Linked DNA regions of Homo sapiens: all the other regions are linked to region 2. Evidence: chromatin loops called from intact Hi-C (ENCODE). Cell type or tissue: B cell. All regions are shown on one strand.

Region 1 (8,000 bases), 1.4 Mb after region 2:
GGCTCAAAAAGGCAGGGGTATGGGGCTTACAGATCACAAGTGGATTCAAAGATTTTCGGGCAGGGCCCGGTGGCTCACGCCTGTAATCCCAATACTTTGGGAGGCCAAGGTGGGTGGATCATCTGAGGTAAGGAGTTCGAGACCAGCTTGGCCAACATGGTGAAACCCTGTCTCTACTAAAAATACAAAAAAAAATTAGCCGGGTGTGGTGGTGCATGCCTGTAATCCCAGCTACTCAGGAGGCTGAAGCAGGAGAATCACTTGAACTTGGGAGGTGGAGGTTGCAGTGAGCCAAGATCATGCCACTGCCCTCCAGGGTGGGTGATAAAGCGACACTCTGTCTAAAAAAAAAAAAAAAAAAAAAGAGTTTCTGATTGGCAATTTGTTGAAAGAGTTAAGCATTGTTGTCTAAAGACTTGAAGTCAGCAGAAAGAAATTCTTGAGTTAAGATAAAGGGGGCTGTGGAAGCCAAGGTTCTTCTTATGTAGATGAAACCTCCAGGTAGCAGCCTTCAGAGAGAATAAATGATAAATGTTTCTTTTTGGACCTTAAAAAGTGTCAAATTCCTAGTTAATTTCTCCTAGATCTGGAAAGGCCTAGCTGCATTAATGGAGATTCTCTATAGATGCAAAATTTCCCCCATAAAAGACGGCTTTACAGGACCATTTCAAAATATGTCAGAGAAGTCTATTTTGGGGTAAAATATTTTGATTTCCTTCATGGTCTGCTATCTGTCATGTGATGCTACCAGAGTGAGGTTGGAATTTGGTATCCCAAAAGGAAAGAGGTACAATGAGGCCTGTCTGACCTCTCTTCCCATCAAGGCCTGGAATTCAGTTGTTCAGGTTTCTCTGGGGTCCCCTGGGCCAAGAGAGGGTCTGTTCAGTCAGTTGAGGAGCTTAGGATTTTATTTTATTTTTTTCTTTGTAGAAATGGAGTCTTGCTATGTTGCCCACGCTGGTCCCAAACTTCTGGCCTCAAGCAATCCTCCCACCCCAGCCTCCCAAAATGCTGGGATTATAGATGTGAGCCAGCGTGCCCAGCCTCCTCCTCATTTTTTAAAGCACTTTCCCCTCTCCAGCTCTTAAATGTTGTTCCCACTGTGGTCTCAGCTACTCCTATAATTTCAGTCTCTCCCAAGATTATATTTCTTGGCCCAGATCTGTCTGCTAAGCTCCAGAACCATCTATCCAACAGCCTGCTGGACCACATCTCTACCTGAATGTCCCACAAGCTTTTCAAACTCAATTCGGACTGTCCACTAAAGAAAAAAAAAAATCAAGCTTTTAGAAAGTTAAAACTAGTTTTACTCAGGAATCTTACTGAGGACTATAGACCAAGGTCTACATCCTGGGAGCAGCCCTTCAGAGGGGTTCTGTGAGACTGCTCCAGCAAGGTAGCTCCACCCGCAGCTTCTACACAGGCCTTGGGGGTTCACTACATGCAAAGTCACATCAAACTTGCAGAAGTTACATTAAAGCAGAATCACATCAAGGTTTGTGTATAAGAGTACATCTGGTATAGATTACAGAGGCATCATCCCTAACCCCATCAGACATTATGTTACCTATAGGAAAAGGCATTAATTAGGCTTATTTACCTATTAAGGAATGCGATGACTCAGCCGAGACACGGGACTGTATGCTGTATCCTTTGTCTTCAAAGCATTTTTCTGGAGAGCTGGGTGTCTACACAGAGTCAGGGGCTTGTGAAATTACACTGGCAAGCAGAAATGAGTAAATACGTCTTTTTACGTTTTCTACTTTATCTCACGGGACCTAAGCAAAACTCATCCCCTCAGTCATCTCAAACATCCAGTTCCTTGGTCACACCAGCTTCTGTCACAATTTTTTTTTTTTTTTGAGACGGAGTCTTAGTCTGTCACCCAGGCTGAAGTGCAGTGACAGGATCTCAGCTCACTGCAACCTCTGCCTCCTGGGTTCAAGCAATTCTCCTTCCTCAGCCTCCTGAGTAGCTGGGATTACAAGTGGGCACCGCCACGCTGGGCTAATTATTTTGTGTGTTTTTAGTATAGATGGGGTTTCACCATGTTGGCTAGGCTGGTCTTGAACTCCTGGCCTCAAGTGATCCACCTGCCTCAGCCTCCCAAAGTGCCGGGATTACAGGTGTGAGCCACTGCACCCAGCCACAATTCTTAAATACCAGCTAAACTGGTCCACTTCTCTCCATTCTTCACCACCTTTGGGGCCTTTTAATTTTTGGTCCCTATTACTGCAGTGGCTTCCTTACTGCTCTTTCTACTTTCTACCATGCCCCTCCATTCTCACGTCTATTCTGCTGTCAGAGAAGCTGATCTAAATCACAAATCAACACCCACGCTCCTGGCCATTCAAAGGGTTGGCCCTGCCTGCAAACTGACCATGGTGTTGGGAGCTCCCATTCTTCCATGCCTTTGCAGGTTCTGAGCACACTGTGTGGAAAGCTAATTCCATCTGCTCCTTTAAGATCAGTTCAAATGTCATCTCCTCTTGGACATTTTCCTGCACTCTTCCCAACTACCCACCCCACATCCCCCCATCTCTGATAGGTGCCTTCTCTGTCCTCTCCTATTTCCTACCTTATGTTTGTTTTTCTCATCATTGCACTTACCATACATTCCCAACATCACGTTTTTTTTTGTCTGCCGTATGTTCCCCACCCTCCACACTTTGAATGAGTTCCTTGATGTCAGGGTTGATATCTGGTTCATCTATGCATTCCACAGCATTTAGCACAGGGACAGGCATATGGAAGTGCTCAGAAATCCTCACTGATGGATGAATTCATAAACAAATCAATCAGAGAGGGAAACATAAGATTCCCCAAGAGTTGGCCTTGTCTAGTTTAACTGCCAAATAATTATTTGATTGCCTTTATTCCACATAAAAATTTGCTTCATCAAAGGGAGAAAGAGAAACAGACAGACAGACAACAGTCATGTCAATGAATATAAAGAGTTTGAGCTGGATGTGGTGGCTCACGCCTGTAATCCCAGCACTTTGGGAGGCTGAGGCGGGTAGATCACTTGAGGTCAGGAGTTTGAGACCAGCCTGACCAAAACGGTGAAACCCCGTCTCTACTAAAAATACAAAAAGCAGTGAGATGTGGTGGCATGCGCCTGTAGTCCCAGCTACTCGGGAGGCTGATGCAGGAGAATCGCTTGAACCCAGGAGACAGAGGTTACCGTGAGCCGAGATAATGCCATTGCACTCCAGCCTGGGTGTTGCAGCCAGACTCTGTCGCAAAAAAAAAAAAAAAAAAGAGTTTGAATTTGGAATAAAATATTATTTAATTCCAAATTAAGTTGTTGAAGTTATAGATGCACTAAAATCAGTAAATCTTACAGAGTATATGGGTCTCAACAGTATTATATTTATATCATATTTAACCATAAAATAATTTACTCGGAGAACTCAGTTGGCAGGTAAAACTCCTAATAGAATAGATATTGAAAATTGTAATGCTGTAATTTGATTCAAGAGATGAAAATGTGGCTTCTACATCTTGGCTCTTGGGGTTTAAAAGCAAGGTGATTTTCTCTTTGTTTCTACTGGGCTTTGGCAGAGCTAAATATATCCTTTGGTACATGCTGCCCCTTAGTGTCAATCTCCAGGACTGCACCTGGCAGCCCTCTAATTCCCAGAATGCACTTGAAATCCTATTTATAAAGCCCTTTCTTCAGGGGCTTATCTTTATATAACCCAGCCTCAGCCCCTGCCCTCCAGGAGACTTTCAGAAACAAAGGCAATGTCAAAAGGCTCAAAAAGAATCTGTCAGGCTAGAGACACAAATTTACGGGTGACATGAAATCCCAGGAGGGGGAGACACACCTGTTGATAGCACAGAGGGTTATCCTATGCACCTTGCTTGCTCTATTAATTATTTCCATTGCACTTTGCAATTTTGGTATGAGTCATAGCCCTTAGGGCGTAAAGGTCTGAGATAGTGTGCAAAGAATGGGAGAAATGATCAGATTTGGGGGGAGCTTAAAGGTAATGACTGTGGCCGGCCGCAGTGGCTCACGCCTGTAATCCCAGCATTTTGGGAGGCCAAGGTGGGTGGATCACCTGAGGTCAGGAGTTTGAGACCAGCCTGGCCAACATGGCGAAACCCCATCTCTACTAAAAATACAAAAATTAGTCGGGCATGGTTATGCATGCCTGTAATCCCAGCTACTCGAGAGGCTGAGGCAGGAGGATCATTTGAACTCAGTTGCAGAGAGCTGAGATCACACCACTATACTCCAGCCTGGGAGACAGAGTGAGACCCCACCTCAAAAAAAAAAAAAGAAAAAAAAAAAGTAAGGATGATTTTAGAGAAAAAAAACTGGTAAATATCCACAAAGGTGGGAGCAAAAGGAGAAAAGATATTTGTAAGTGAGGCATTGGTCATGGACTCTGAAAGACAAGACGTATGTGAAGAAGAGGCATCCTGTCAACCGGGCAGGCAGACACCCTCCTTAGACTGAGGATACCCCCAGAGTGTCTGAGCCAGGAACTGCCCTGGGGCCAAGACTACAGTCATACAGGAGGCTAAGTTGCTTCCTCCTAAACTCTCCAGTTTTTGTCTTTTTATGTAACCAGATTCAAATGTTCTATCATTTTCCTAGCAACAGCATGAGGAATCTCAGTGGGAGGGACGGACCTCAGAAGGGTGGACACTTTTGAGGGTGGTGAGTATGTTTATTATCTTGACTGTGGTGATGGTGTCACTGGTGTATACAGATGTCAAACTTACCAAAGTGTGTATTTTAAATACGTGCAGTTTATTGTGTGTCAATTATAACTCAAAGCTATTTTTAAAAGGAAAGAAAGAAGCTTTCCTAGAATCGCACAACTATGTCGTAGCAGAGCTGAGACTCAGACCCATGCTTGTCTGACAAAAGATAAAATCATGCAGCCATTTAAAATTAGAATTATAAAGACTACAAAAATGCAAAAAAAATTTCAGGAAAATGGTAAGTGAAACTAACAAAGTAGAAATTATACATATGCTGTAATGGATAAATGTTGTGTACCTAAAGAGGGAAAATGAAATAGTCCTGTGTTACTTAATGACAGAAATATATTCTGAGAAATGCGTCATTAGGTGATTTTGTCATTGTGTGAACATCATAGGGTATACTTACACACACGTAGATGGTACAGCCCACTACACACCTAGGCCATATGGCATAGCCTATTGCTCCTAGGCTATAAACCTGTACAGCATATAACTGTGCTGAATACTGCAGGCAACTGTAATGCAATAGTATTTGTGTAGGTAAATATAGAAAAGGTACAGTAAAAATATGTATAAAAGATAAAAAAAATAGTACACCTTTATAGGACACTTACCATGAGTGGAGGCTGCAGGACTGGAAGTTGCTCTGTGTGAGTTGGTAAGTAAATGGTGAGTGAATGTGAAGGCCTAGGACCTAGGACACTACTATACACTGCTATAGCCTTCATAAACATTGTACAGTTAGGCTGCACTAAATTTATTTTATAATACTTTTCATGGCCAGGTGTGGTGGCTCATATCTGTAATCCTAGCACTTGGGGAGGCTGAGGCAGGCAGATCATTTGAGCCCAGAATTTCGAGACCATTGTGGGCAACATAGTGAAACCCTGTCTCTGCTAAAAATACAAAAATTAGCCGGGCATGGTGGCGCATGCCTGTAGTCCCAGCTACTTGGGAGGCTGAGGTGGGGGGACCACTTGAGGCTGGGAGGTGGAGGTTGCAGTGAGCCAAGATCACTACACTGCACTCCAGCCTGGGTGACAGAGCAACACCCTGTCTCAAAAACAAGCAAACAAACAAAAATTTTTCTTTCTTCAAAATAAGTTAACCTTACCTTACTGTAACTTTTTTTTTTTCTTTTTTTCTTTGAGATGGAGTCTCACTCTGTCGCCCAGGCTGGAGTGCAGTGGTGTGATCTCAGCTCACTGCAACCTCTGCTTCCCGGGTTCAAGTGATTCTCCTGCCTCAGCCTCCTGAGTAGCTGGGATTACAGGCACCCGCCACCACACCTGGCTAATTTTTTTTTATTTTTAGTAGAGACGGGGTTTCACCATGTTGGCCAGGCTGGTCTCGAACTACTGACCTCAAGTGATCCACCCACCTCAACCGCCCAAAGTGCTGGGATTACAGGCATGAGCCACTGCGCCCAGCCAACATTCTAGCTTTATAAGCTTTTAAATTTTTTAAACTTTTTGACACTTTTGTAATAACACTTCACTTGAAACTCACACTGTACAGCTGTACAATTTTTTCTTTATATTTTTATTCTATAAGTTTTTTCTATTTTTAATTTTTTTTTTAACTTTGTAAACTTTTTCATTAAAAACTAGGACATGGGCCGGGTACAGTGGCTCACGCCTGTAATCCCAGCACTTTGGGAGGCCGAGGCAGGTGGATCACCTGAGGTCAAGAGTTTGAGACCAGCCTGACCAACATGGTGAAATCCTGTCTCTACTAAAAATACAAAAAAAATAGCCAGGCCTGGTGGTGTGCACCTGTAATCCCAGCTACTCGGGAGGCTAAGGCAGGAGAATCACTTGAAGCCGGGAGGCGGAGGTTGCAGTGAGCCAAGATCGCACCACTGCACTCCAGCCTGGGTAACAAGAGTGAAACTCCATCTCAAAAAAAAAAAAAAAAAAAAAGAGCTAGGACACAAACACACACATTAGCCTAGGCCTACACAGGGTCAGAATCATCATTGCTGTGTTCCGTCTCTACATCTCATCCCACTGGAAGGTCTCAGGGACAATAACACCTGTGGAGCTGGCATCTGTGATAACAACGCCTTCTGAAGGGCCTGCCCAAGGCTGCTTTACAGTTAGCTTTTTTTATGAATTGAGGGAGTACACGCTAAACTAACAGTTAAAAGTATAGTAGGCCGGGCGTGGTGGCTCATGCCTGGAATCCCAGCACTTTGGGAGGCTGAGGCGGGCTGATCATGAGGTCAGGAGTTTGAAACCAGCCTGGCCAATATGGTGAAATGCCATCTCTACTAAAAATACAACAATTAGCCAGGCATGGTGATGTGCGACTGTAGTCTCAGCTACTAGGGAGGCTGAGGCAGAAGAATCACTTGAACCCGGGAGGCAGAGGTTGCAGCGAGCCGAGATCGTGCCACTGCACTCCAACCTGGGTGACAGGCGAGATTCCCTTTCAAGAAGAAAAAAGTATAATAAATGAGGCCAGGCCAGTGGCTCACGCCTATAATCCCAGCACTCTGGGAGGCTGAGGCGGGTGGCTCGCTTGAGCTCAGGAGTTTGAGACCAGCCTAGGCAACATGGCAAAACCCTGTCTCTACTAAAAATACAAAAATTAGTTGGATGTGGTGTCATGCGCCTGTGGTTCCACCTGCCTCTGGGAGGCTGAGGTGTTAGGATTGCTTGAGCCCAGGAGGCAGAGGTTACAGTTAGCCGAGATTGTGCCACTGCACTCCAGCCTGGGTGACCGAGTGAGACTCCATCTCAAAAAAAAAAAAAAAAAAAAAAAAAAAAAAAAATATAGTATGCATTAAGCAGTAACATAGCTGTTTATTATCAGGTATCATGTAGTGTAATTGTATGTTCTATACTTTTATACAACTGGAAACACAGCAGGTTTGTTTACACCAGTATCGCCCCAGACATGTAAGTATTGTGTTGTGTTATGACAGTGTGATGGTGTGACTTCACTAAGCAAGAAGAATTTTTCAGTTCTATTATAATCTTATGGGACCATTGTCATATATGTGGTTGGTCCATCATTGAGCAAAATGTCATTATGGGCACATGACTGTAGTTTTATTCATTGTTTAATAGAATTACGGAGGATTTAGAAATTCTTTAATGCTGCTGACAAATTGCATTTTCAGTTAAAACATTAATTGTAATAATACAGTATTTAAAATTGTAACCTATCTCCATATTAAGCACTGTCTTTTAAGGTATAATGTTGAATAAAGATTTAGCATATAAAATTCTAGATTTAAGTTTCCAGTTTATAAGGCTTCTTTCACATACTTA
Region 2 (8,000 bases):
AAAATTGCCTCCTTCTTTCCTTTCTGTATCCTTTTCCTCTGTTTTTTTCCCCCATATCACCTTACGACTTAAAAATGTCTTATTTATTATGTTTGTTGTTTCTTTTACTTAATAGAATGAAATCCCTATGAGGGCAAGGGTTTTTCCTATCACTTTTGTTCATTGCTGTGTCACAGATGCGAATGGAGAACCAGATGAGAATAGAGCTTCAGAATCTAAAGGAGGAGGGAATTTCAAGATGGAAGAGTAATGGTCATATGTATCAGATGTCAACAGAAAGAGCCAAACTTTGTAAAATAATTGAAGAGGTTTATTCTGAGCCACATATGAGTGACCATGACCTCAAGAGATCCTGAGAACCTGTGCCCAAGGTGGTTGGGTTACAACTTGATTTTATATTTTTAAGGAGCGTAAGACATCAGTTAGTACATGTGAGGTATACATTGGCTCAGTTGGGAAAGGCATGACAGCTTGAAGCAGGGGGCTTACAGGTTACAGGTGGATTTAAAGATTTTCTGATTGGCAATTACTTGAAAGAGTTAAGTTGTTATTGAAAAACCTGGGATCAAGAGAAAGGTGTGGCTGGGTTAGGATAAAGGGCTGTAGAAACCAAGATTCTTATGAAGTCTCTTAGGTGGCTGCCTTTAGAGACAATAGATGGCAAATGTTTCCTATTCAAATCTTTAAAAGTGCTGGACTCTCAGTTAATCTCTTTAGAATTGTTAGAGCCTGGAAGGGGAAACTCTGTAGAGATCCTTTACAGATGCAGATTTTCTTCCACAAAAGGCTGCTTTGCAGGGCCGGTTCAAAAATATGGCAAAGAAGCATATTTTGGGGTAAAATATTTTGATTGCCTTCTTTATATGTCATGTGACGTTATGCTATAGTCAGGTTGGAAAGTAAGCCACGTTACGTAGGGTTAAATTAAAATCCATCTGATGAGAATTTATGGTTTGTAGGGCAGGACTCCTCAGGCCCCTTAGGAATTTGGGCAAGAGAGAGAAAAGTCAGAGTTTAGTCCTCACAAGTACAGAGGAATAATCTGAAACTATTCATGAGATTTTACCTTGGATTTTTAAATTAAGACGTTGTTTGTTACCCTGTGTGAGAGACATTTTAAATTAAAGGTAAATGAGATTACCAAGAGTTGAGGAAGGGTCTGTAGGCTTTTTTCTTTTTAATCTTGTGAACAGTATAGGAGGAATATTCATATTTATTTGGATAATTTATGATTCTGACTTTTAGAAAGTTTGTTTGTTTTTTGTTTTTTGAGATGGAGTTTCACTCTTGTTGCCCAGGCTGGAGTGCAATGGTGCCATCTCGGCTCACTGCAACCTCCACCTCCCAGATTCAAGCAATTATCCTGCCTCAGCCTCCTGAATAGCTGGGATTACAGGCATGTGCCACCATGCCAGGCTAATTTTGTATTTTTAGTAGAGATGGGGTTTCTTCGTGTTGGTCAGGCTGGTCTCAAACTCCCGACCTCAGGTGATCCTCTCGCCTCAGCCTCCCAAAGTGCTGGGATTACAGGCTTGAGCCACTGTGCCCTGCCTAGAAAGTTAATAGATGGGTGAGCAGGTAAAGACACTAGCAATGGAGTTTTTTGTTTCTATTCACTGTTGCATTTATTAAGTGGAGGCTTTGTGCCAAAAGTTTTTCCCCTATATTACCTCATGACTTAAAAATTTCTTACTTATTATGTTTGTTGTTTCTTTTACTTAATAGAATGAAATCCCTATGAGGGCAAGGGTTTTTCTGTCATTTTTGTTCATTGCTGTGTCACAAATGCGAATGGAGAACCAGATGAGAATAGAGCTACAGAATCAAAAGGAGGAGGGAATTTCAAGATGAAAGAGTAGTGGTCATGGGTATCAGATGTCAACAGAAAGAGCCAAAGTTCTGAGCACTCTGCAAGGGAAGCTTAGATCCTAAGTGAACTGAAAATGTTCCTAAGCCTTAATGTTTTGCACAAAAACATTATTATTATGAGGGCCACTCCCTTTGGCTACATAGCACTGGGAAATGGTAAGTTCTGACTCTGTTTCCAGCGTTTTTTCTGCATATCCATTCATATTTGCAGCGCACCACTTGGATAGTAGCATCTTTTATTGGAGTGGTTCTCTATGCCTAAAGAGGTGCCTGTGTTTTGGAATTTTTTGGTAGGGCTCCATAAAGGTCCAGCCTTCCCTTCGTTGAATATTTTTATACATCCTTTTTTGGGCATGTATCTCTGATTGGAAATTGCTATTCCTTATCACTTTTCCAGTCCATGATTTCCTGGATGTAAGTTTTAGGTGTTGCTTTCTATGGTATATAAATTTTGGTGTACCATAATTTTGAGGAAAAAGAAGGTAACTTTGTAGTGTGGGGCTCTCAAATGGTAAAAGTCCTTTCTTTTTTCTTTTTAAAATTTCCAGTCCAATATTGATGGATACTTCTACAAAATACAATAAAAAATAAATTACTAGAAAAATAAAATGGGCCAGGCGTGGTGGCTCATTTCTGTAATCATAGCACTTTGGGAGGCCGAGGTTGGTGGATCACCTGAGGTCAGGAGTTCGAGACCAGCCTGGCCAACATGATGAAACCCCATCTCTACTTAAAATACAAAATTAGCTGGGTGTGGTGATGCACTCCTGTAATCCCAGCTACTCAGGAGGCTGAGGCAGGAGAATCACTTGAATCCAGGAGGCGGAGGTTGCGTGAGCGGAGATCACACTACTGCATTCCAGCCTGGGTGACAGAGTGAGACTCTGTCTCAAAAGAAAGAACAAACAAACAAAAACATAATAAAATTAAAGAAAAATAAAATGAAAAAGGCACACAAAATAAAATACAAGCCCCACTTTTTAAATTAGACTCAATAAACATAAAATTACATTGTCAAATTGTTCCGTCACGGTTCTCAATGTGCTTATTCTGAATTTTGGTACCTATCTCCTCATGGGTTGGTAACAAAAATTTGTGAATTAGTCATGATTCTTGGACCAGACTTTCTCAGATCATACTTTAAGTAGCACTGATATAGTGTACAGTACTACATAGTCTTAATTTTCCCCTTAATTTATGTTGTCTTTAGAAGGAGTAGAAGGTTTTAATGAGTTATGGATTATAGATTGATTAAAAAGAGAGGTAATTTACACTACATAATAGCCCTAACACATCCCTAGTTCTTATATATAACTGGTAAACTTTATTTTTCAGTTATAGTTACTAGTTCATTCTGGGGCTAAAATAAGAATGACTTTCCTGGTAATAGTAAGATTTGCCTTAAATGTTCAGTTATATATTCTTCTCTGTCCTTTGAAACTTAAAACTGGCCTATTTTGAACATGAAAGGAAAAGTTATACCATTTAACACCACAAGATGTCACTTATGTAAAAATAAAGTTGGTATCCTAATACTCAAAGCTAGAAAGCTACAGGTAACTAGGTAAATGAAGACACAGGTAAATTAAAAATGAATATATTTGAAACAACTATTGTTTTCAGCAAAGAGTTGAGGAAAATATTGCTAATTCAGCATTATTTTGACTCAAATATTGATATTTAACAAAATAGTATCTAAGATTTATGCAGTAATACATGTTAACTGATCATATTTGAATCTACGTAATGAAGAAGGTAGACCTAAAAGAACTTAATAAAAGTTAATGTATTTTGAGGGTAAAGTAGGTGTTATGGTATTAACTTTCCTAAATCTTTACTGTTTTGGTGACAGGCAAAGAAGAATTTGGGAAGAAACATGTAATTTATATCAGAATTTTAAATAGATCCTTATGACATACGTGAGAAGCTGCATATTACATCAGGTTGAAACAGTGCCTAGGATTTTTCTTGTCTCTTCCCTGAACCTCAGAATTATTAGTTTCTCTTCCTATATTAATGCAGTATTTGTTGTTGAAGACTAGCTTTTCTGTTAACCATGAAGAGCAAAACCTTTATCTTTAATATTGAGATTCTGTTTTCTTGTTTTTAGTTTCAGAGAGCAGGTGCTTGTTCTGGGCACTCTGGGAATTTGGGCTTTAGATGAGCAAACCAAGTTTCCATTAGTTTACGAGTAAGACTATGCCTGGAATTAGAGGTTGGGCTGTTCTAAAAATTGACACTTCATTCCTCTTCATTGCTCACTTCTCTCTCCAGATAAAACTGGTAGAGGAGAATAATGGGACACTTTGGGGAACAGAAAAGGGGAACAAGCAGGAGAAAATTGTTTTCTTTTTTGGCATGTGTGTATGTGTGACCACATTTCCTTTCTATTTAGTTCCTATCGAATTCTTTTTTTTTCTTACCTAACTTCAGTAAGATTTTTTTAAGGTTTCTTTTAGGGTTTAGGTTTTTCATTATAAAAGTATACATAGTCATTAAGTAAATAGGAAAATACAGCAAAAAGTAGAAGAACAAAATACAGTTACATATATAGTTCCATTAATTTCTCTCCCTTTTCTGTTACCTGTGAAATCTGAAAGAGCCTGAAAAGTTTTATGCAGGGATCCTAAATTCCTTAAGGTGAACATTTATAGTATGTGTAGTAGTTGTATGTTCTCAGAGACAGTTTTTATTTATTACTACCTCTACTGTTTAAATATTTTCAAGCTGTATTTTTAATTAGGAAGAAGTAGGTGTTTTAATTATTTAATTGTATTTTGTCTTCTCTACTGGTCACCATTGCATTTAATTTTATGAGCTGTTTGGAAAGTAAGGCTCATTTTTTTCATAATAAATTTCATTGCATTTATTCCTTTTGAAAAAAATGTGCTTAGCTTTTACTTATTTTTTTCTTGCAATGACAGTTTGTAACATTTAACCCTTGTATTAGTTTGCTAGAGCTGCCATAACAAAATGCCACAGACTGGGTGGCTTAATCAGCAGAAATTAATTTTTTCACAATTAATGCCTGGGAGTACAAGATCAAGGTGTTGGCGGGTTTGGTTTCTGCTGAGGCCTTTCTCTCTGGCCTGCAGATGGCCACCTTCTTGCTGCAGTTATTTAACATTGCCCATGATATTACTTCTAATTCTTATGAAAATGATATATTTTAAGCTATCTAATATAAAAATCAAAGTATGGATTTTTTTTCTTCTCTTTTGTAATAGGAATGAAGATCTAAAGCAAATGTTAGAGAGCAACAAAGATTCTGCTAAACTGGATGCTATGAAGCGGATTGTTGGGGTAGGTAAAATACTCATTTACTTCAATTTTGGAAAAATGGACAAGCAGTGATCATATTATTATATATATATATAAAAATACGTTAAATACCAAGTCTAATATTCTGTTTGCCCTTAATATTAACTTAGAATTTCCTGTCCAAAAATGTTAAAGAAAAAAGTACATTATTGAAGTGTCAAAAATCAAGAAACTTAGGTTTTAATTTTATCTTTTCTCTGTTTTAATTTCCCTGTATCTAATTTCAAGGTATTTCTACTATGAGAATGAGGTAGTTAGTCATTTTGAAGACAAAATAAGATGATATACAAGCTATTTTGACTTCCTACACAGAGGGATACTAAAGAATGATTTTTTTTGTCCTTTCACAGCCTAAATGTTCTGAGCATACTTTCATCTGTTTTTTAAATTCTCTTACTACCAATAGAAACACTTTATTCAGTTTAGAAGCCTAGAACTTCTAATAAATATTATTAAATATAAGAGCATTCACCAGTGTTCAGCTGTAAAGCAAAACATAAACAATTGATTAATAAGTTATGAGGATTCTATTGCCAGAGAATTAAAGATATAATATAGTTCCTTAATTATTTTTAATGTTTTAATTTTAATTTTTTATTTTTCCAGGGTTCTAGTTGTATATACCATCTTTAGTAAAATAGTTTTGCAATTTATGTTGCACTCTCTGTACGTACTCATTTGATTTTCCACATTCACAGAGAAAAAACTTGCTTAATTCCACTGACTATCTGATGCTCAGGAGTTTTGCTTTTGTTTCACTGGAATCAAATTCATAAAACTGATTTTTCTTATTAACACTATCCTTTTTATCACCACCATTGCTGATTCTATTTTCCACTTAATTTTATATAATAAGGTCAAAATTGAATACATTTGCATAATTGCTTAAATAAACTACTGTAATAAGGCGATGACACAACTAAAACAATACTGTTTTCCAGCAGGCAGTGCCATCGTATGAGAGCTTCAGATCTCTTTTCCTTTCTTGATATATTAAAGTCCAAATAACAGGTATCAGCATGCTCTGTTAAAAAGTGAGGTGGTATGAAAATCAAATATATTAAAGTCAAGTACTAATTGTATCTGTAGGACATCTGTAAGTGACTTGATCCTTGCTTTCATGTTTATGTCATTTGGCAGTATAGGGGCAATTTTGAGGATTCCATTGTAAATTTTTGATTTGTTAATGTTATGCTCTATACATAGGAGTATTTATGGGCAGGCAGTTCTTGCTTTGCATGGCTTTTATACATATGAATTTCAGTTACTACAGTTTAGTTAAGTGACACCAATCCCCTAACAATATGGTTCAAATTTCATTTACCATGGTGTATTAATTGTGTACTTGGATAATGTACAAACTTGACTGCTAGCTCTTCATTCTACAAATAACTTGTAAATTACAAACATGTATCATGATCCATGATCAATCATGTCACTTCTTTCAAAATCTGTCAGTGATTGGTCACTGTGCATCTGTTACTCAGTTTATGCACAGACAACAAAGCATGTAGTTGTGTTGCCTCTTTGTCTCCCAGTAAGAAACACATGTGACATTTTACAGAAATGAATAATTGAAAGAGGCATTTGCCCAACAAAGTGAAAATACAGCAAAGAAATGAAAAGTGATAACATGTAATGAAAATCAGGTAGAATATAAATGAAGTTATACAGAAGTAGCTGGCTGTGGAACTACTGACATTACACGTTTTTAAGAGACTGAATTTATAGCTGGAGGAACTTGGTAAGGTGAGATTTTCAACCAACATAAATGATGAAAGTGATTTTGTTGAAGAGCATGAAGCTGTCTCAGAGGAAGTGATGCTGTCAGAAGACCTCACATTCATTAAAGGAACTCTAGGAGATAGTTGAGAACATTGAAAATGCAAAGGGTAAAATGTTGGAAGCTGATCCAGACTTAGAAAGGAGCATGATAATTTACTGAGGAATACGAAAGATTCTTCCTCAGTATCATGAGTTAAACACTGATAAGAGAACAAGTTCTGTTCAAACCACTCTTGATAAGTTCATTTTCTTTGCCTTTTTTTTTGTTTTTTTAGAGACAGGGTCTTGCTCTGTTGTCCAGGCTGGAGTACAGTTGTGCAGTTGTAACACATTGCAGCTTTGAACTCCTGAGCCCAAGCGATCCTCCCACCTCAGCCTTCTGAGTAGCAGGGACTACAGATGTGTACCACTATGCCCAGCTAATTTTTTTATTTTTATTTTTTGTAGAGACAGGGTCTTGCTATATTGCCCAGGCTGGTGTAGAACTCTTGGTTTTACTTGATCTTCCCACCTCAGCCTTTCAAAGTGCTGGGATTATAGGTGTGAGCCAATGTGCCTGGCCAAGTTAATTTTCAATTTTTCCAACGTTTTAAGTTATAGTATACTAAATATTGATTTTTATTATTTTTTCACTTTCCTATAAATTTATAACTGACAGTAAAAGAGTTATTAATGCTTTGACAGAAATTTTAAATAGTATCCAGGGATTTAGTGAAATAAATTACCTTAATGGGATGTAAGAGCCATAGTTTAAAGAAATAAATAAGGGCAGTCCCTACTTTGCATGGTAGTGCAGGTCTATGCCCTGCAGGAATGCAAGCAGAAACCATGGAAAGAAATTTTAATAAGCCAACTGGAAAAATTACAATTGATCTATGATGCTTAAAATTTTTGTCAAAACAGGAAAATTAGCTGAGTCAGGTGGTATACTGTTTTGAGTTAATGACTGTAATAAATAGTTTTGTATAAATCTTTCCAGACGGACTGTTTATCCCTTGTTCTTTCCCTTTCTTCCTTCAATAACA
Region 3 (8,000 bases), 750 kb after region 2:
AAATTTGTCAGACTCCAAATTCCATTCATTATCAAACCTAGTTTTCGGCCCTGTATAAAATAAAGTCTATTTCTAGGTCTTGATAGGTTAAATAATACCTAGCATAATCTGCACAAGCATAATCTGAACCTACTTACCTACAAGTAACTCTTTAACAGCTATAATGTACTCTGTAATAATTGGGAACAGGGCAAAGTGACCTTCAGCTTTATGGGGTTCAGATCTGAAAGGAAGTTCATTTTCAGGGTGGATGAGCAGCTGAGGAGGAGTTTGCAGGGAGAATGTCAAGCAAGGCTCAATTTTACGAGGATAAAGCTAGTAAATTTGGTGATAGAGATGGTCATTCTGCATATACCAGTGTATAAGGCACCTCCTTGTTCAATGCGGTGTCAGGTCTTTGAGCTCTGTTTCATTTGTTGGTGTTGCTTGTGTGACTTCTAGCAAGTTCATTTCTTGATGATTTGGTTTCCTCATGTGGAAAATCAAACTAACCGTACTTACATCCTACTGCCTCACAGAGAAAGTGTGAAAATTAATGGGTTAATGCTGGAAAAGATCTTAAAGATCTTTAGATACAAGTAATTATCAATCATAGCATAGAATCATTTGGACTTTAGAATAATGGTTCTAAAGAGATTACAAAAATACTGTCAATGCACGTTTATTAGCGTAGACCCTTTTTCAAGTTACAGCTGTAGTTTCTAATTTAGCAAATTAATTTTATTTAATCAATCCATTCTAAATGGGCCTGGAACTCTGTCAGAGAGTGATCTTACACCAAAAGGGCAAGATACATGATCATCGTGGCATTCTCATCTGAATGTTAGGTCTCTAATTGTGCAATTTTTCCCAGTTAGGCTGTGTGCCCTCTGCAAATAATATGAGGAGAGTAACTTAGAGGCCTAAAAACATTTTTTAGGTGTTTTTCTTTTACTTACAAAAAATACAAAATTTTAACATACTGGGAAAATACATTGAAATAATATATTTTATTAAGAATAATTTAAAAAAATATTTTCAATGAGCAATCCAAGGGCTTAGATTAATTAACCTTCTGGAGCTTTGAATCTAGTAGCCTTCCTGTGTGTGTTTATATGAAAGTTATAAGGAAAAATTCATGAAAAAATTTAAGTACATGCCTAGAATTGAAATAATTTTAAAATGGACTTCACATTTAACATAAACACTTAAACTAATTTTAATAAAGATGAAAAATACATGATTTTTAAAAAATATTTTTAATTATTCAACTTAAATGCAAACCAAGGTGGTTTTTTTTAGAATAAAAAGTTTAAAACCTGGTACAAGTTTCACAAGAAACTATTTTCAGGTCTAATATTAAATAATTACTTCACAATAAATATAATTTTGTTTGAACTCTTAGTATATTTTGTTAAAGATAATTTGCTAGAGCAGTGGGTAGATTAAATTTGAAAAAAATAAAGACTAAATACTTGGAGATAAATTACAACCTGAACTTACAATTTAATTACCATGTTGATTATTTAGTAAATACAGTGAATACAAAAATAACGTCCTTAGAAAGTCATACAGTATAATTGATTATGGTGTCTACTGCTCAAGTATAGTTTGATAAGTTTGGTCTTACATACTTTGAAAATAATTTATAGGAGGTTTAAGTATTAAAACTCATTATGTATGCAAGGATATAGGAGAGTAATTTAAACAAGTTTATTTTACTGAATATAAATAACCAGGCAGAATACCCTAATAAATAATTATTTTCCTTTTTGTATTCATTACAGTAATTCATTATTGAATTATACTGGTCAAGTACCTGAAATTATATTTATTGAATACACAAATTATATTATTTGATATTAGCTGAAAAGTTCTTTTTTCTTACCTATTCCTAGCACTTAGCTAAAGACCTTGAAAGTGTTTTTCAGTTTAATAAATGTAGTGTTCTTGCTTTGAACGTTAGAGAAACTGAGTCTTAGAAAATTAACAATTTATTGGAGGTCGCAAAGAAAATTAGTAACAATTGCAAATAAACTACTTCTCACTGAGATTATTCATTTGGAATTAAATTTGTACTGCTCATATATATTTATTTAGACATATATTATTGGATTCTGAAAGTAGTATCCTTGAAACTTCTTTTGGGAAAGTTTGGTTTATAAACTATTTAATTTGGAAAGTGGTTTATCTTATTTTAATCCAAACATATTTTAAGTTCGTAGCTATTCCAGAAGAGAACTTACTCAAAATGAATAAATAAACAAATTAAGAAAATAGTATTTTTCATATTCACATTTATCATTGGAGTAAGCGGAATTTCTTGTTAAAGTGGATTCTGATCTGTGCTATATGAAAACAAATGACTTAGGGAAAACAAGGCTATAATGCCACCTGGGGGCTTTTAAGGACATCACAGTTCACTAAAACTGATAATCCTATAGGATAAATTCCAGTTAACTCCATTTGCCCTGCAGAATAATAATTACCATTTATTTTTCCCTTTTCACTGATTTTTATAGTGATTACAAAGAAGGAATAATGGTTCAAAATATTATCCTATTTTCTACAGTCTACATTATCAAGATATTTCTTTCCTGTAACCAACCAACATTCTTTCTTTTAGGAGACAGCATAGGTACACCATAAGATGTCTACAATTTTATATTACATTATGAGATGCAATAGGGTTACAGGGTCAAACCAAAAAAGAACAAGCTTAAACAACAACAAAAAAAATCCCATATACTGATACGTATCTATGGCAGTGAAAATATTCTCTCTTTTTTTGTTAATCTTAAAAACTCATAGAAGAGTTAGTCACACCAGCCGAGCCACCTCAGGGAGGTAGCATATGAGAAGTGGTTACAATGCAACACTTTTTTTTGAGGGAGCTCATTTGCATTCATAATTTGGTAGTCTTTACTGAATGCCTAATGTTTGCTGAATATTGTTAAGAAAAAAGAAAGGCCCTCTGTGTTGTCAAATGATGGTATACACAATACACATGAGATGAAAATATATAAGAGCTGCTAATGTCTTTATCTACAGTATTTTTGTTTTATAACAAAATGTTCGTTTCTTCTTATTATTATTTTTACCGTTTTGGCTATCTTATGCTTTAACTGTATCTTTCTTATTTGGGTGTTTTTCAAATTTCTGTTGCTATAAGCAGTATCATGTTTAATTAAAAGCTCATTATTGTATTTGTGAATTTATTCACATCCTTTTTCTCTTTCCGCTAATTACCTGTTAGCCTGGTATATATATATATATATATATATATATGTTCAATAAATATGAATAAATGTCAATATGTTAGAATTTTCTAGTTGTCCCAACAGAAAAGATATATCATAAAGGAAAAGGAAAAAAAGTTGAAATAGACAGTGACTAGATCTGTGAGATGAAGGATTTGGTTCATATGCACATGTTCAGAGAACTAAGCATGGTCTAGCTGCAGCAGGGGCATTTAAACAAGAATAAGAAGTTTGCAAGTGAGTCTGATCTGTTTTTTTTGTTTTTGTTTTTGTTTTTGTTTTTCCATCAGCTAGTCACTATAGCATCTGCTGTAAGCTCTGGTTAGAAGTTGATGAGATTTGTGATGTTTAAAGATGAAGATCTATAAATTATATCTGTAGGTTATTTGAACTGTATTACATTACTATGGCAGAAACTAGTAGCAGTTCCCCTAGATCCATCTTTATTGTTACCAATAAAATTTTTATCTGAGCATTTCACTGCTCAGAATAGAGGTTACCTTCCCTAGTTTGCCTTGCAGCTGTCTGTGTCCATATAACTAAGTTCTGGCCAATGGGTTGTAAATAGAAATATCCTGTGGCAACTTCTGGAAAACATTCTTTTATTTTATTTTTTCTTTTTCTTTTTCCTTTTTTTTTTTTTGGAGATGGAGTCTCGCTCTGTCACCCAGGCTGGAGTGAAGTGGCGCAATCTCGGCTCACTGCAACCTCCAATCCCAAGTTCGAGCGATTCTCCTGCCTCAGCCTCCCGCGTAGCTGGGACTATAGGTGCGTGCTACCACACCCGGCTAATTTGTGTATTTTTAGTAGAGACAGGGTTTCGCCCTGTTAATCAGGATGGTCTCAATCTCCTGACCTCGTGATCCACCCGCCTCGGCCTCCCAAAGTGCTAGGATTACAGGCGTGAGCCACTGCACCCAGCTGGAAAACATTCTTAAGAGACAAGTGGCACACACAATTTGCCTCTTCTTTTCATCCCTTCATCAATTCTGCTGTTTGAACATAGGTGCTATTGTCTTGGGTCATAATACAGAGGCCACACAGAGTAAAGCTACATGGAAAAACCAAAGTCCCTTGCACCATGGGGTGCTAAAACAGCCCTGGACTATTTACCTCGGAACTATCTCCCTAGAAGGGAGAAACCAACTTCTATTATGGCACTCTTATTTTGGATTTTCTACAACTTGCAGCTAAATCTATTCTCAACGGATATAATTGCTATGGGAAATGCAGATTCATTTATTGATTAGTTACGGAAAAAGTATATGTTTTAAAATTAATTTTTATATAATATATTCATGCGTTATTTACCACATTCATTTTGTCCATCCTCTCAGCTTAGAAGCATCATGACAGTATTAGAAAGGGTACTGTTATACACAGTTTATAGAAATGCAAATAATAAACATAAGAAAAATATCCAGCCTATAACTAAAAATGCAAATTAAAACAATAAATTATTCTTTGCCTACTAGTAACTTAACAAGAACGTTTTTAAATACCCAAAACAGATAGAGAAAGGAAACTGGCCTACCATTTCACTGCTTGTCACAACATAACTTGAAGAGCAATTTGGAACTACGTACCAAGAGCCATAATAAGATATTTGCCTTTTGATCCAGAAATTCTGTTTCTGGTAAACAGTTGTAAAATAAATTGGGAATACTAAAATGTTACATGCACAAAGATACTCATTGAGGCATTATAATGTTGACAAATTGGAAACAATCTAAACGTCCAATATGGGGACTGGCTAAGTAAAGTATAATCACATATATTGAATAGATTATCAAATGGCCATTGAAAATGAGGGTTATTTATTTACTCATTCAAAAAATTTATGTGTTGGCATACAATGGCATCTCAATAAATATAATCCTATACTGCCTAATGATTTTTTTTGGTCAATGACAGACTGCATATATGATCATGGTTCCATAAGATTACAGTGGAGATGAAAATTCCTATTGCCTAGTGATGTCAAAGTGCAATGCATGACTCATGTGTTTGTGGGGATGCTGGTGTAAACAAAGCAGTCATATAAAAGTAGAGCATATATAATATGTACCCTATATAATACTTGATAAGAATAATGATGTTACTGCTTTATGCATTTACTATACTCTTTTTATTGTTATTTTAGAGTGTATTCCTTCTACTTATAAAAAAAATGTTAACTGTAAAACAGCCTCAGGCTGATCCTTCAGGAGATTTTCCAGGGAAAGGCATTGTTGTCATAATAGATGACAGTTTCATATGTGTTATTGCCCCTGAAGACCTCCTGATGGGACAAGATATGGAAGTGGAAGATAGTGATATTGATGATCCTGACCCTGTGTAGGCCTAAGCTAGTGTGTATGTTCATGTCTTAGTTTTTAACAAAAACATTTAAAAAGTAAAACAATAAAAATAGAAAACTCTAAAAATAGAAAAAGGCTCATAGAATAAGTATATAAAGAAAACATTTTTGTACAGTTGTAAAACATATGTTTTAAGATGTGTTATTAAAAGTCAAAAAATTTTTTAAAATTAAAAAGTTGATAAGGTAAAAGAATTATAATAAGCTAAGGTTAATTTATGATTGAAGAAAGAAAAAATTTTAAAATAAATTTAGTGTAACCTAAGTATACAATGTTTATAAAGTTTACTGGAGTGGACAGTAATGTCCCAGGCCTTCACATTCACTCACCTCTCACTCACTGACTCACCCAGAGCAACTTCTAGTCCTTCAGGCTACATTCATGGTAAGTGCTCTATACAAGTAGACCCTTTTAAAAATCTTTCATACTGTATCTTTACTGTACCTTTTCTATGTTTAGATACACAAATACTTACCATTGTGTTACAATTGCCTACAGTAGTCAGTAGAGTAACATGCTATCTGGATTGGTAGACTAGGAGCAATGGGCTAGACCATATAGCCTAGGTGTGTAGTAGACTATACCATCTAGGTTGTGTAAGTACCCTCTACAATGGCACAATGACAAAATCACCTGACAACACATTTCTCAGAATGTGTCGCTATCATTAACTGACCATTACTCTATTTGTCAAATGTGAGTGTCTACTATGTTCCAGGGTTTGTTCAGGTTACATAATGATAGGCAAAAGTAGGTAGACATGGTCTTGGTTCTCATAGAGCTTACACCTTATGGGGAAGACAGATGATGAAATCATTACACTTCTGGTTATTGCTGTATAGGAAAGGAATATGATTCTGTAAAAGCAAATAACAAGGGAACCAGACCTAGTTTGAAATGTTAAGACAGGCATTGCTAATTAAAGGTGTGACCTTTGCACTAAGACTTAAAGAATGGAAAGAAGTTAATGAGAAAAATAGATATGAACGCTGTACATTAACATGGAAAATGTCTAGGCTATTGTAACTGGAAAACACGTAGCACAAAAATGAATCTGCAGTATGATTATGTGCGGATGTAGGTGTACAGAAAAAAAAAGACTGGTAGGAATACATCAAAATGCTAAGAATGATTTAAAAGGTGGTAAAATTTTAGGTGATTCCCCCCCATATATTTCCCTAATTCTGTATAATGTACTATAATTACTTGTATGAAAAACATTTTAAAGAAATGCTGTTTTTTTCTGTTTGAGTAACAAAACAATCAGCATAACACATGTAGGGAAGTTTTGACTCTTAGAGTACAAAGAAGAAAAAAATTAAAGTTTTTTTTGTAAAACAAAAGAAGAAAAATATATGTTTGATTATGCAGTCATTGCCTAAGAAAAGCCCTCTGTGGACATGTGCATAGGGTATTAGAATTTGTCTACTCCAAGTTGAAAAACGGAGCAGAAAAGTTTTGTTTTCTTTTTCTTTTTACCATTCAGAGGGTCTTCTGTAGTCAAAGGAGCTAGAAAAATAAGTTGGGCTCATGAACATTTAAAAAGCAGGCTTAAAAGCTGGCAAATACTATGTGGAAATGATTAACTGTTTTTGGAAATTGTTCGGTTAAAACATGTTTAAATTTTTATGAAGGAAAAAAGGTATACTAGCCCTTTTAAAGGGCTGGTTTAGAAAATCTTGGCAACTTCTTGTCATGTCTAGTATTGTGTACAAAGTAACTTTTATACTTTCCCTGAATGCAAGGAGGAAGGAAGCAGATGGATGAATGAGGAATAGTAATTTAGTTCCCAGAGAAACCCTTTGCTAATTGGAAAAAAAGGCAGGATCTGTGGCTATGGCAATGTATCTAGACTATTGTGAATTCTTCTGCTGTTATTTTCTACTCTAGAAAGAAGACACATTATAGATTTTCTTTTTCAGTTTAAGAGCTAATTTAGTTATCTAGTGAATGCTGACCACTAGCAACAATAAGAAAGGCCATGCCACTGAAGAATTCAAGTTTCATTGGCAGGTGCACAGACCTACAGAGTGCCAAGCAGTAATAAGACTCTAAAATCTATTAGTTAGGCTCAGGAATCTTTACAAAATTTCATTAAACAGAAGTTAACACAAGAAACTATGTACAGAAGTACAAGAATTAAAAAGTGCATGTGCCATATAGTTTATCCCAAGAATATGAAGGTGAAACAAAACCATATATGTTCAAAATATGTCAATTACTTAAGTTTATTTTAGCGTCTGTGGAATAAAATCATAATAATTTAAATTAAGGTTCCAGATTTCAGCCAGGTGGGGAAAACGATAAGCCTTTTCATTCCGTCTTAATCAGGAAATTTCCATTGCTAATTAAGACTTCCTAAGAGAAAAGGCATCTTTGAATCCTTAGCACTTGAAACAGG

What was found. Hi-C counts contacts between places; a loop is a spot of excess contacts. Peaks named below come from ENCODE experiments on the same cell type or tissue, not always from the same donor. Only the 100,000 strongest peaks of a DNase experiment are listed, where the experiment ranks them.
Region 1: it touches region 2 in a loop (23-fold over the local background); 5 of 110 quality-filtered maps call a loop at or near these places.
Region 3: a loop joins it to region 2, with 9 times the contacts of the local background. A loop is called at or near these places in 4 of 110 quality-filtered maps.

The regions. Positions count from the first base shown.
Region 1 is chr5:76,863,885-76,871,884 of GRCh38, reverse strand. S100Z (S100 calcium binding protein Z) reads right to left here. Exons shown (of 5, transcript NM_130772.4): 2 at 1,601-1,719. Among named protein-coding and RNA genes, the nearest start is that of S100Z, 18 kb to the right of the region's middle. RefSeq lists an enhancer at 840-1,537. In B cell, a CTCF peak has its summit at 3,599; a DNase peak (open chromatin) is centred at 3,604.
Region 2 is chr5:78,264,692-78,272,691 of GRCh38, reverse strand. It overlaps AP3B1 (adaptor related protein complex 3 subunit beta 1), which reads left to right. Exons shown (of 27, transcript NM_003664.5): 2 at 5,097-5,172. Among named protein-coding and RNA genes, the nearest start is that of AP3B1, 26 kb to the left of the region's middle. RefSeq lists an enhancer at 441-1,171. In B cell, CTCF peaks have their summits at 3,180 and 3,382 (motif pointing right); a DNase peak (open chromatin) is centred at 3,361; H3K27ac peaks cover 858 bases.
Region 3 is chr5:77,512,899-77,520,898 of GRCh38, reverse strand. It overlaps a transcript of WDR41 not described here. Among named protein-coding and RNA genes, the nearest start is that of WDR41, 25 kb to the right of the region's middle. In B cell, no CTCF peak of the experiment used is centred here; no DNase peak of the experiment used is centred here.